Regions from separate parts of the Homo sapiens genome. Here region 1 is linked to region 2. Evidence: read pairs that join two places in POLR2A ChIA-PET (ENCODE). Cell type or tissue: PC-9. All regions are shown on one strand. Links, peaks and the distances in the headings refer to the core of each region. The heading gives the core; the rest is flanking DNA.

Region 1 (5,848 bases), core at 1,540-4,039, 70 kb before region 2:
CTTTACAGGTGTTTTCTTTGTTATCTTATTTACTCTGCCAGTTAGCCTGAAAGACTGATGGTGACATGACCATTTTTCTGATGTGTGCATATGTTCAGGGAGGGAAAGTGCCTGTCCTAAGTCAGTCAGTAAGTAGTGGAGCAGAAATTCAAACCCAGCTCTGGCTGGCTATACAGCCACTCCTCCCTAGACTAAATGTAAATCTAAAGAGCTGGGTACTTTCTACAAGCTTGAAAATCAAGTTCCCATTTGGAATGGTCATTTCCTATAAAGAAGAGCTGCTAATGAGGTTCCCCAGCCTCCAGGGAAGTTAATTTTATTGTATTTATTTATTTATTTATTTTGAGAGGGTCTGGCTTTGTCACTCATGTTACAGTTCAGTGGCGCCATCTCCGCTCATTGCCACCTCTGCCTCCCAGCCTCAAGCAATCCTCCCACCTCAGCCTCCAAGCAGCTGGGACTGCAGGTGCATGCCACCATGCTCAGCTAATTTTTTTTTTGTAGAGGCCGGGTTTTGCCGTGTTGTCCAGGCTGTTTTCTAACTCCTGGGCTCAAGCAATCCACCCACCTCAGCCTCCCAAACTGCTGGGACTATGGGTGTGAGCCACCATGCCTAGTCTTGCTTTTAGACATATCTATATATATTTTCCCCATATTTACTCATCATATGGTGATAGTTTTGTCCAATTATAAGTTTCTAGGGGCCAGGGGATTTTATCCAAGTGCAGCATATGTGGAACTTAGTAATGATCTTTTGATGATGACAAAAAATAGCTGATAGGATACCACTGTAAGAGCTAATATAGCTGTACAGCTTTGGACATACCATATTTATGCTGTGTCATGTCACACACAGAGCCCTTCAGATTAGGTTAAATCATGTCACCTGAAACATAACAGGTACATAAAATGGAAGCAAATCCACCAGCAAGTATTTATTCATTGCCTACTATGTGCCAAGAAATTCTGTTAATCACTAAAAACATAACAAAAGACAACCTATTCCCATTCCACACTATGATTAACTTGTAATAGAATTGGATATTTAACAGTTATTGGGGAATAACAGTAGCTGGAAATAGGAAGCAAGCAAGTCAGAAATGTAAGGGAAGATTTATGCCCAGGTCAAGGAGCAGCACGTTAGGAGCGCAGTGAGTGTGGGAAACTCATGGAAGTTCAAATGTAGACTGCATCAAAATTTGGAGAGAATGACCAGGTGCAGTGTCTCGTGCCTGTAATCCCAGCACTTTGGGAGGCTGAGGCAGGTGGATCGCTTGAGCCTAGGAGTTTAAGACCAGCCTGGGAAACATGGGGAAACCTCCATCTCTACAAAAAAATACAAAAAATTAGCCGAGCCTGGTGGCACACGCCTGTAGTTCCAGCTACTCGGGAGGCTGAGATGGGAGGGTCGCTTGAGCCCAGGAGGTCGAGGCTGCAGTGAGCTCCAGTCATGCCAATGCACTCCAGCCTGTGTGACCCTGTCTCAAAAAAAAAAAAAAATGAAGAAATTTGGAGACACTATTCAGGTAGAAGGGAGACTTTCAGGTATGAAGGAGGAAGGAGAAGAACCCTGGGCCTGAGATAAATCTTGAAGAGAATTGATGGGGCAGTGGATCAATAGGTAATGTATAAAGAAATCGGAACATATGGCCCATCCCACTCTGTCATCTTCACCGTCCTCCTGGGCCCCCATTCTCGTGGCTGTGCGGGCAGTTGCCCTAGTGCATGCACACACGGTCCTGCCTGTGTGCATGTGTGCATGTGTGAAACTGTTATTTTTCCGGCTTGGAACATTTTCCCATGGATTATTTTAAATAGTTCTATAAGACTATACTAGACTATCAAGTTTTGATTTTGGTGATCTGCCAACTGTACGATTTTAAAAATAGGTTTTTAACAGCTTTAAAACAGAAGTAGTATTTCTGCCAGCGGGTGGAATTGTGGCTCAAAGGCCCTGAAGGAGAACACATACTTGGGATTTATTCCTGGGTGCCATGGGTTTCTGGAATTTTGCCCCTAGACACAGTGGCGAAGACAGCAGAGGGTGTTCCAGGGTACACATCCTAGACCCTGCTCCTATTTATTCCCTCTGATACGTGGTTGAAAAGCAGTGCTTGAGTGGTTAATCAGATCCCTGGAAATGGATGCCTCACTCTTGTCTGGAAAAAGTTCCCTAATGAAATCTCTTGTTTACATTATGCTACACATTCATGTTCTGGAAGTTTTTGCCACTTCTTCCCATTTCCTATATTATATATGTATTTGGTGCCCATAATTGGTACTGTTTTTCCCCCATTTAAGCTTCTCTCTTCCTAAATTCTAGATAAACATCCTTGTAGTTTCCAGGCCCTGGGTTGCCAACTCAGATTCCCATGCTTGCTGTCACTGAGTGCTTATCTTGGGATCCTTCTTCCAGAACCCAGAGCTCCTTACGTCAACCCCACCGGAATGGGTCCCCAATATATGGGATTCATGCCGAACAACTTTGCAGACACCTTCTAGGCTAGTGTTGAGCTGACCCTGGGGAAGATTGTAGTTGCCTTTCCCTGGAAAGGCGGCTCTCTGAGTGAGAAAACTTCATAAAGACTACTCTTCTCAGTGCTCATAATGTGTTTTGGAATTATTACCTTTGCAGTATATGAGCAGTATGTTAATTTATTAATTTTCCTTGTCCCATTATTAAAAGGGTCCTCCTCTCTCACTCTTATGAATTAAGTGTGAAGGAGGAGGTATATGTAATAACACCAGCTTTTTCACGTGGTTTATAGCAATTGCTTTCATCTTTTATGGGTGCATCTCATGTTTGCCATGATATTTCAAGTTGTTTCTTTTCTGGGGTTCTCATATGGAAATCCCTGGCAAAGCTGTGCTCCTCCAGCATTAGCATGTGTGCAGTGTTTAGAAAGGGAGATGGAATCTGGGCTGCTGCACTGCAGTTACCTCAGCAGGGAACCTACCAGCCTCCACCAAGCTCTACCCCTGGCCTCAGAACCTCAGGGGGCAAAAGTGGCCAGTCACGTCCTCTGTCTGAGAAACTAGCCATGAGTCTCTTGCAGGAGGGAGGAAATCATTGCTTACTCATGCACAACCTGATTTAGGAGCATTCCTGCTATCTGAGAAACTAATTCTGGGAATTTGCACAGAGCTATTCATTGTAAAAGCAGCTTTGATCCCCAGAGAGTCCACAAGACCTTGGAAAAAAATTTACTGTGCCAGGGAGACAGTGGAGCCTATAGGAGCCCCCTAAAGAAGTTGGGACCCTTGGGTTTGGTGTCTGGTTTTGACGTAGTAGTCTGCTCAGGTAAGGCTCTTAGCTACCCCATGTCCCTTTTATAAAGTTGAACTAAGACTCTCTCTGGCCCAGCGTGGTGGTTCACACCTGTAATCCTAGCACTTTGGGAGGCCGAGGCAGGCAGATCACTTGAGGTCAGGAGTTCGAGACCAGCCTGGCCAACATGACGAAACCCAATCTCTACTAAAAATACAAAAATTATCCAGGCATGGTGGCAGGTGACTACAATCCCAGCTACTCGGGAGGCTGAGGCAGGAGAATTGCTTGAAACCGGGAGGCGGAGGTTGCAGTGAGCTGAAATCATGCCACTGCACTCCAGCCTGGGCAACAGAGTGAGACTCCGTTTCAAAAAAAGAAAAAGACTCTCTCTAACTGAGAACAATTCTACCTGCGAAATAATGTCTTAAAGTTAAATAACGCTGGCCATGTGATTTCAGCCCAATGATTCAGCAATAACAATTATTAGCCTCACTTCCTCATCCCCACTTAGCAAAAAAATTCAGAGGTGAAGCAAAGAGAAATATACTGAAAAGCAGCAAAAGTCAGAAGGGGAGCTGTGATGATGTCTTCAGCCTTGTGAATTTCACTTTTGTCTTTCCAAAATGGTTCTGGGCATCAGATAGAGCACAACCCTTGCACCAACTTGCTCACTATTCCCTCTGACTGTGTGCCTTCTGCACACGGAGCACAGGTTGCCAACAGGCTGCTCTCAAATGTGCCTGCATCCTTCTGCTCCACCAATCAAGTTGAATGCTTTCCTAGAATTGCATTTGCTCCCAAACCTGTTTATGCCAGTTGAACTTGGATAATATAATTATTACATAAATTGATGAAATATGAGCATAAAAAGAAAGTTGTTTCCATAAAGACTATATTGGAAGTTTCAAAAGGGAAATTGCTAGCCTGGGCAACATGGCAAGACCCAGTCTCTCCAGAAAAGAAAAAGCAAAATTAGCCAGGCATGGTGACACATACCTGTGGTCCTGGCTACTCAGGAGGCTGAGGTTGGAGGATCACTTGAGCCTAGGACGTCGAGGCTGCTGCATTGAGCCATGTTCACGCCACTGCACTCCAGCTGAGCAACAGAGCAATTCTCTCTCCAAAATGAAAAGAAAAAAGAAAAGAAAGAAAAGGCATGTTGCTGAGTTATATGTAGGACTTGAAAGGTTAGAGGAGATTATAAAACTCTAGAGGATTTTGCTTTCAGATTGCTTTATGTTGTTAAAATTTTGCTCCACCTTAAAGAAACTGACATTAGACTTGATAATGCACTGTAGGTATGGGTGTGAAGACTCAAGTTGGAAAAGCAGAAGTGTATCAGGAAAAATTCTATTGGTCCTAGTACTTTGAATGACACTGAGGTTCACTGGCAACTTTCTGTGTAATTTTTTATAACAAAGACCTACCGCTGCAAGGATTTTACATGTAATGAGTGCCTAAGGAAGGTATGAAAAACCCTTCCCTGGAAGTCTCCCAAAGCAGAAAAACACCCATTTGCGTGGATGACTTGGTGCATCAGTGATAGGGGAGAAATGACTGAGGTAAACTGTTCATGGTATGAGAGTTGACCAAGTCAGGGTGGGGAGGGGAGGAAGAGGGGCAGGTGGACTTGGTGACTCTGCCTCCCTTTCAAACAGAGCAGCCCTGTGTTTACCTGTTTCATACATTGAGGACTTCTGGTTAAAATGTTAGTAAAAACGATTGCTCTTCTTAAAAAAGGGCTTGCAAGCCACCAGATTAGGTCTTTTCCATGTCTTTCTTTCTCCAAATCTATATGAGATCTAAATAAGCTCTCCCCAAGTCAGACAGAGGACATATTTTTAGTGCTCAAGTCATAGCTTGTATTTACTCATTTTCAACTCTTTGGAGTAATAATTGATGAAATTTATATTTACTCACACCTACCACTTGGTTGATGCCCAGAGGGGCTGTCACCTCCCAATCTCAGAAAGGCAGGCAGGAATTTTTGGCCTGCCTGCCTTTCTGAGATCGGAGGAGGCCTGGAGGGTGGGGTGAAGTTGTGAGGACCCCTTTTCTAAATTGAGAAGTGGTCTGGATCTACCCTGTATCAGAACAGGATGGAAGAAAGAGCAGGATGTTTTTATTTCTGTCTATTGCCTGAAGGCATCTCCTCTAGAAACAAAACCAGTTTGATTTTGATTAACTTTCTCTTCTTTTAATTTCAGTCTTCCTTCTCTTGACTTCTTTAAGGATTATGCCAAAAGTCCTAGACTGATCATAAAGCCTCAGAACAGGAATTTCACTCATAGTTGCCCAAGAAAAGCATGTTAATACCAAAAGTAATTTCCTAGCCAGTCATTTCCTGTGTTCTCAAAATTGTTATTTTTCTCTAAGATATGTATCTTTAGATAACAAAAACTGTTCTGCCTCTCAACCTGGAGGAGGTGATGTGGCAAGAGGCATCTTGACGAAAGCATGTGTAAAAGAACATGTCAGAGAAGCCAGGAAAAGGATTGATGTCCTGCTAAGTATATGTTTGATATCCAGCCCAGGTTGGAGCACATTTTTAGCACTGAAGAGATAAAGCACCTAAAA
Region 2 (5,353 bases), core at 1-2,500:
AAAAACCCTGAATTCTTCACACTTTTCATACATACACTGATGGGGGCCTGGAGAGTAAAGAGTGAGCACTAGCAAAGCCAGGACCAGGCTAAGGCCAGTGAGGAGCTCTAAATATCAGAATCTGGGGTTATAAAGATCATATGCCTGAGACCTGGCTTAAGCTAAATAATAGTGCATCCCAGCAAGATGTATTCTAGCAAAGACCCAAGTCTCAGGTAGATCTCATGATGTAGGAATATCAACCAAAGAAGTAGAGCAGTAGGGCACACTAGCACTCTCTCTACTTCTGCTTCTCCTCTGACGCTATCCTGAAGACTACTTCAGCTAAATGAGTTCATGGAACTCCTGTAGAAAGCAGGCTAAGCCAAGTACAAACTGGGGGAATATCTGCAATGCCTGTAGCCAGAAAAAGACTGGTATCTAAAATATCTAAAATTTCCAAACAGAAGAATGGATAAAAGATATAAACAGCTGGGCACAGTGGCTCACACCTGTAATTCCAGCAGTTTGGGAGGCTGAGACAGGAGGAGGATGGCTTGAGGCCAGGAGTGCAAGACCAACCTGGGCAACATACTGAGACCCCATCTCTAGAAAAACAAAAAAATTAGCTGGGTGTGATGGCACATGCCTACAGTCACAACTACTCAGGAGGCTGAGGTGGGAGATTGCTTGAGCCTGGGAAGTTGAGGCTACAGTGAGCCGTGATTACACCACTGCACTCCAGCCCAGGTGACAAAGCAAGACCCCATCTCTTAGGAGAAAGATATGAAGGCCAGGCGTGGTGGCTCACACCTGTAATCCAAGCACTTTGAGAGGCCAAGGCGGGCGGATCATGAGGTCAAGAGATTGAGACCATCCTGGCCAACATGGTGAAACCCCGTCTCTACTAAAAATACAAAAAATTAGCCAGGCGTGGTGGCAGGCACCTGTAGTCCCAGCTACTTGGGAGGCTGAGGAAGGAGAATCACTTGGACCCGGGAGGTGGAGCTTGCAGTGAGCCGAGATCACGCCACTGCACACTCCAGCCTGGCGACAGAGCGAGACTCCCTCTCAAAAAAAAAAAAAAAAGATATGAGTAGACATTTGGCTAGAGCAAATGCAAATGGCCAATAAAAACATAAAAGGATCCTCTGCCTCTCCAATAATTGAGGAAATGCAAATTAAAACAAGAGATACCACTTCACATTGGCAAAAGTAGTATGTATGGAAGCATAGACTTTTATACTCCGCTGGTGGGAGTGGTTGTTGATAAAACCATTTTGGAAGATAATTTGGCAGATTATATTAAAACTTAACATGCGCAAATCCTGTGACCTTACAATTCTATCTTTCCCATAGGAAATTCTTCCAATAATCATAATACATTTTTATTAAAATTTTGACTTTGTTAAAAACAGATGCTATCTGTATAAAAATGCTTTTAAATTGGAAGCTTATTAATAATCACGTAGACAGAAGAGAATTGTGGAGAGCAGATTCAACAGAAAATGCACCAGGCTTACTTAGCTGAAATGGAAGTACCAATCTTGACGTGTCCAGAGAAAAAAGTAAGTAAAGAGAAGGAAGTGAGTACATAGAGGTATTTAGACTTGACATGAAGCAACACGGTTGGTAAGCTGGAGAGAAATAGGTTCATAATAATACAGTGTCTAGCTGCTGGTTTATACTCTATTGGAAGGGGAAATTGTTATTTTATAGCATTTCTCACATTCCTCCCAGTATTCGTTGGTATGTTCAGGCCTTCCCTCCTCTCCTGGAGTGCAAGCACCCTGCAGGCAGAAGTGGTCTCATTCTTTTTTGGTATTCCTCCATAAATGGTACCTTGTCCCTTGTATAGCAGGCATACTCCCAAGTAATTGTTGTACATACACATGTGTCACAGTTATCATTGAAGAAATCCTCATTGCCTTTTCACAAACCACTCTAAACTCTGAGCTCTTCATCACTGAGAAACCAAGGATCAGACCCATGATCTAGATTTTTTTTTTTTTTTTTTTGGAGACAGAGTCTTGCTCTTTCATCCAGGCTGGAATGCAGTGATGATATCAAAGCTCACTGCTGCCTCAAACTCCTAGGCTCATAGGCTCGAGTCATCCTCCCACTTGGGCTTTGGCATCCTGAGTAGCTGGGACTGTAGTTGTGTGCCACCACGCCTGGCCAGTTTTTTATTGTTTTATTTTTATTTTTTGGTAGAGTCAGGGTCTCTCTTTGTTTTCAAAGCTGATTGCAAACTCCTGGCTTCAAGCTATCCTTCCACCTTGGCCTCCCAAAGTGTTGGGATTTTGTTGTTGTTGTTTCCCTTCTGTGGGCAGGACCCAGAGTCCCAACTCTCATAAATCCATCTTTTTGCCCCCCTTTAGATGGCCATGCTGCTGAAACTTCAAGAAGCTGCCAACTACATTGAGTCTCCAGATCGAGAAACCATCCTGGACCCCAACCTTCAGGCAACACTTTAAGGGTTCGGCAATCACTGTCACCCCCGGACAGCAGAACGCTGGCATCAGCTATCTTAGCTCCTCCTCTCCCCTCTCCTCTTTCAGAGCACTGGCTCTCCAGCCCCAGGAGGAGAACAGGAGGGAGGAGGAGATGAAAGAGGAGGGACAGGTTCTTGGTGCTGTACCTTTGAGAACTTCCTAGGAAGGAATGGTGGGGTGGCGTTTGGGAACTTGTGCCCCCTAAACACATTTACTGGCCTCCTCTAATGACTTTGGGGAAAAGATGATTCTGGGTCTTTCCCTTGACTTCTTGTTTCAATTACAAACTCCTGGGCTTTCTGGGGAGGGGTTCAGAAAACATCAAAACACTGCAGCAGTTCCTAAATGATTCTCACAAGCAACCCTGAGAGAGACAGTCTTGTGAGGGAGATCTGGGGGAGGCAGGAAGCTCCTCAGATTTTCTCACAGACCCTTCCCAATTCCATCACCACTGCCAACAACTCCTCCCCCAGAGATCTGGCTGGAGCCCAGAAAAAGAAGCATGTGGTTTAAAAAATGTTTAAATCAATCTGTAAAAGGTAAAAATGAAAAACAAAAACAAGCAAACAAACAAAAAACAATGGAAAAGATGAAGCTGGAGAGAGAGGAACCAGTTGCCAAGGTAGAGAGCTGCCCGCTCCTGCCCTCTGGATGACATAGGGGACATCAACAAGACGGCTGCCAACCTGAGAAGTCACCAAACCACAAAAATAACCTTACAGCCTTCAGGGAAAGACTACCAGCTCTGTCTTTCTACCCTCTAATTTAACAATGCATAAGAGTCAATAAACCCTACTTTTTTATTTTTGGTTTTTATTTTGTTTTCATTTTTTTCTCCCATTTGCCTATTTATTTTTTTGTTTCCCTTTTTTTTTTCTTTTTCCGTTTTTCCATTTCCTCACATGTCCACGAGATGCTTGGGTTGCTTTTCCAGGGGCTAGTTTGGCTTTTCCAAGTGGGTTTTCTTTGGAGAATCTGATGCCATGCAATTGGCATGACACCTGCCATGCCACTATCTTTGGCATCCATGGGGCTTATATGAGACATGAAGCATTGGCTCAGAAGTAGAGGGAGAAGAGGAACCCAGTTCCCTTGACTTCCCTTTTGAGAGCACACGTTCTGCTGGGTAGCTCAATTGCCAGCCTCTGTCATGAGAAGGTATAGCCCCATCTTGATAGAAGAGTTACTCCGAGCTTTATCATGGACCAGAGGAAAACCAGAAAACTGAAAACATTCCTCTGTCTTGTGGCCAGTTTGGCCTTTCACTGCACTATTCTGATGGTGCCTGACTGAATCCAAATATCCTAGCTGGCTCTTACTATTTTTCACAAATGAGTATTCACATATAAGAGATGAACATCCATGTGAGATCATCCCAATCAGAATATAAGACTCAAGGAGTTTGACTTGGTGGCCAATACCTGCCTTCCAAAGAGATCCTACCTTTGCAGATTTGCTCCTTTCCCATTGCCTTGAAGGTCTGGCAATCCCTGTTCTTTCATTTGACAAGTACTTACTGAGTACTCACTATATACAAATCATTAGGTTAAAACAGACACACACACACACACACACACACACACACACACACACACACACACAAGACCTGGGCCCTTAAGTTTACAGTCCAGCAGGAAATGTTAACCTCCATTCAGCTACGCCCCCTTGTTATCTAGACCTTCGGGATCATCTAAGAAATGTAGCTGAAACCCAAGGAGCCAGCTAGAAAGAAGCTTTTGATTAGATGTACAATACATTGGGGGCAGAAGATCTGGGATCAATTAAGATGGAGCCTGAAGGACTATGGAATCTTGCTTGTCAGGAATGGGCAAGTCTACTTCCTGCCATTTCTGAAAGCCCCGCGGGACCAGCTTCTAGGCTGAGCTGCCTAGTAGGCTGAAGCTTCAGGACTCTGCAGGTCAAGGATATGTGATGAGCACCGGCCTAAGTGTTTGCTCTTCAGATTCCTAAGTAGCACAAGACTTTATCAGAATCTATAGGCATACCAACCTGGATCACTCTTCCACCCAACCGAGGAGTAGATGCATCTGAATCTTCATATCGGTATATTAAGTCCAAAAGATGGTCCGGGCTGCCCCTCACAAAAGCTTCTGCATCCACGTGGTAAGCTCCCATGGATGACAGGGTTCTGTATGATGGAGACTATTATTGCTATTGCTGCTAATTCCATGAGCTGTGAAGATCCCTAACCAACTCAGCTGTAACATATGCAATTCTGTGGTGGGAAGAGGCTGTGTGTCCAAGGATGGTGCTGAAATCACTGCCTTAAGGTCTCTGCTGTGCAGAATGAGGAGGCCCCCGAGCTGGCTGTTCTAACTTAGAAGGAAGAGAAGACTGGATGGGCCTGCTTGGGATCTAGGCCTCTTCTAAACCCTATCCTAAGCTCCAGTTCCATGGCAAGGCTCAGACTTTTAATGCCATCTTAATCTGATGGTTGAGCGCTTCACTCTATTTTCTGGTGCTGCCCAGCCAGTGCCTTCTGCCATGGATGTTACTGGCTACTTGAGAAAAAGGAGAGGGGAGAACCCCTTCTTTCATTCCAACTGCCTCCGACCCCAAAGGGATTCTTGGCTCTCTGGTAACCATGGATACCACCATGAATTTTATTTGGATCCTCAGCAGGTTGATTCTGGAGGCCTCATGCTATGACTTTTTATTTCTCTTCCTGGGATCCACCACCCTCTACTCTCAGCTGACTGCTGCATTTAGGCCAGGTCTCCAATTGCTTTCCTCCAGAAAGTGTGTTCCCGTCTAGTGAGGTAGTATTGAAGCCTCGGCTTTCCCTCTGGAGCCTGGGACCCTGTTTACAGTTGCACATCTGGGCCCCTCACTGTGGGGATTGATCATTCTCATGAAGG

What was found. ChIA-PET counts read pairs that join two places held together with the same protein. Peaks named below come from ENCODE experiments on the same cell type or tissue, not always from the same donor. Only the 100,000 strongest peaks of a DNase experiment are listed, where the experiment ranks them.
Region 1: POLR2A ChIA-PET joins it to region 2 with 12 read pairs; 6 of 35 experiments call an interaction of 5 or more read pairs at or near these places.

Annotation. Positions count from the first base shown.
Region 1 is chr1:201,745,509-201,751,356 of GRCh38, forward strand. All of the region lies in intron 7 of NAV1 (neuron navigator 1), which reads left to right. The region is part of intron 2 of IPO9-AS1 (IPO9 antisense RNA 1); the gene reads right to left. It overlaps LOC124904483 (a long non-coding RNA gene), which reads right to left. Exons shown (of 2, transcript XR_007066790.1): 1 at 4,268-5,848. Among named protein-coding and RNA genes, the nearest start is that of MIR5191, 29 kb to the left of the region's middle. In PC-9, for the core only: no CTCF peak of the experiment used is centred there; a DNase peak (open chromatin) is centred at 3,053; H3K27ac peaks cover 1,694 bases.
Region 2 is chr1:201,817,477-201,822,829 of GRCh38, forward strand. It overlaps NAV1 (neuron navigator 1), which reads left to right. Exons shown (of 34, transcript NM_001389617.1): 34 at 2,361-5,353. The coding sequence ends at 2,456. The region is part of intron 1 of IPO9-AS1 (IPO9 antisense RNA 1); the gene reads right to left. Among named protein-coding and RNA genes, the nearest start is that of IPO9, 9.0 kb to the right of the region's middle. In PC-9, for the core only: no CTCF peak of the experiment used is centred there; no DNase peak of the experiment used is centred there.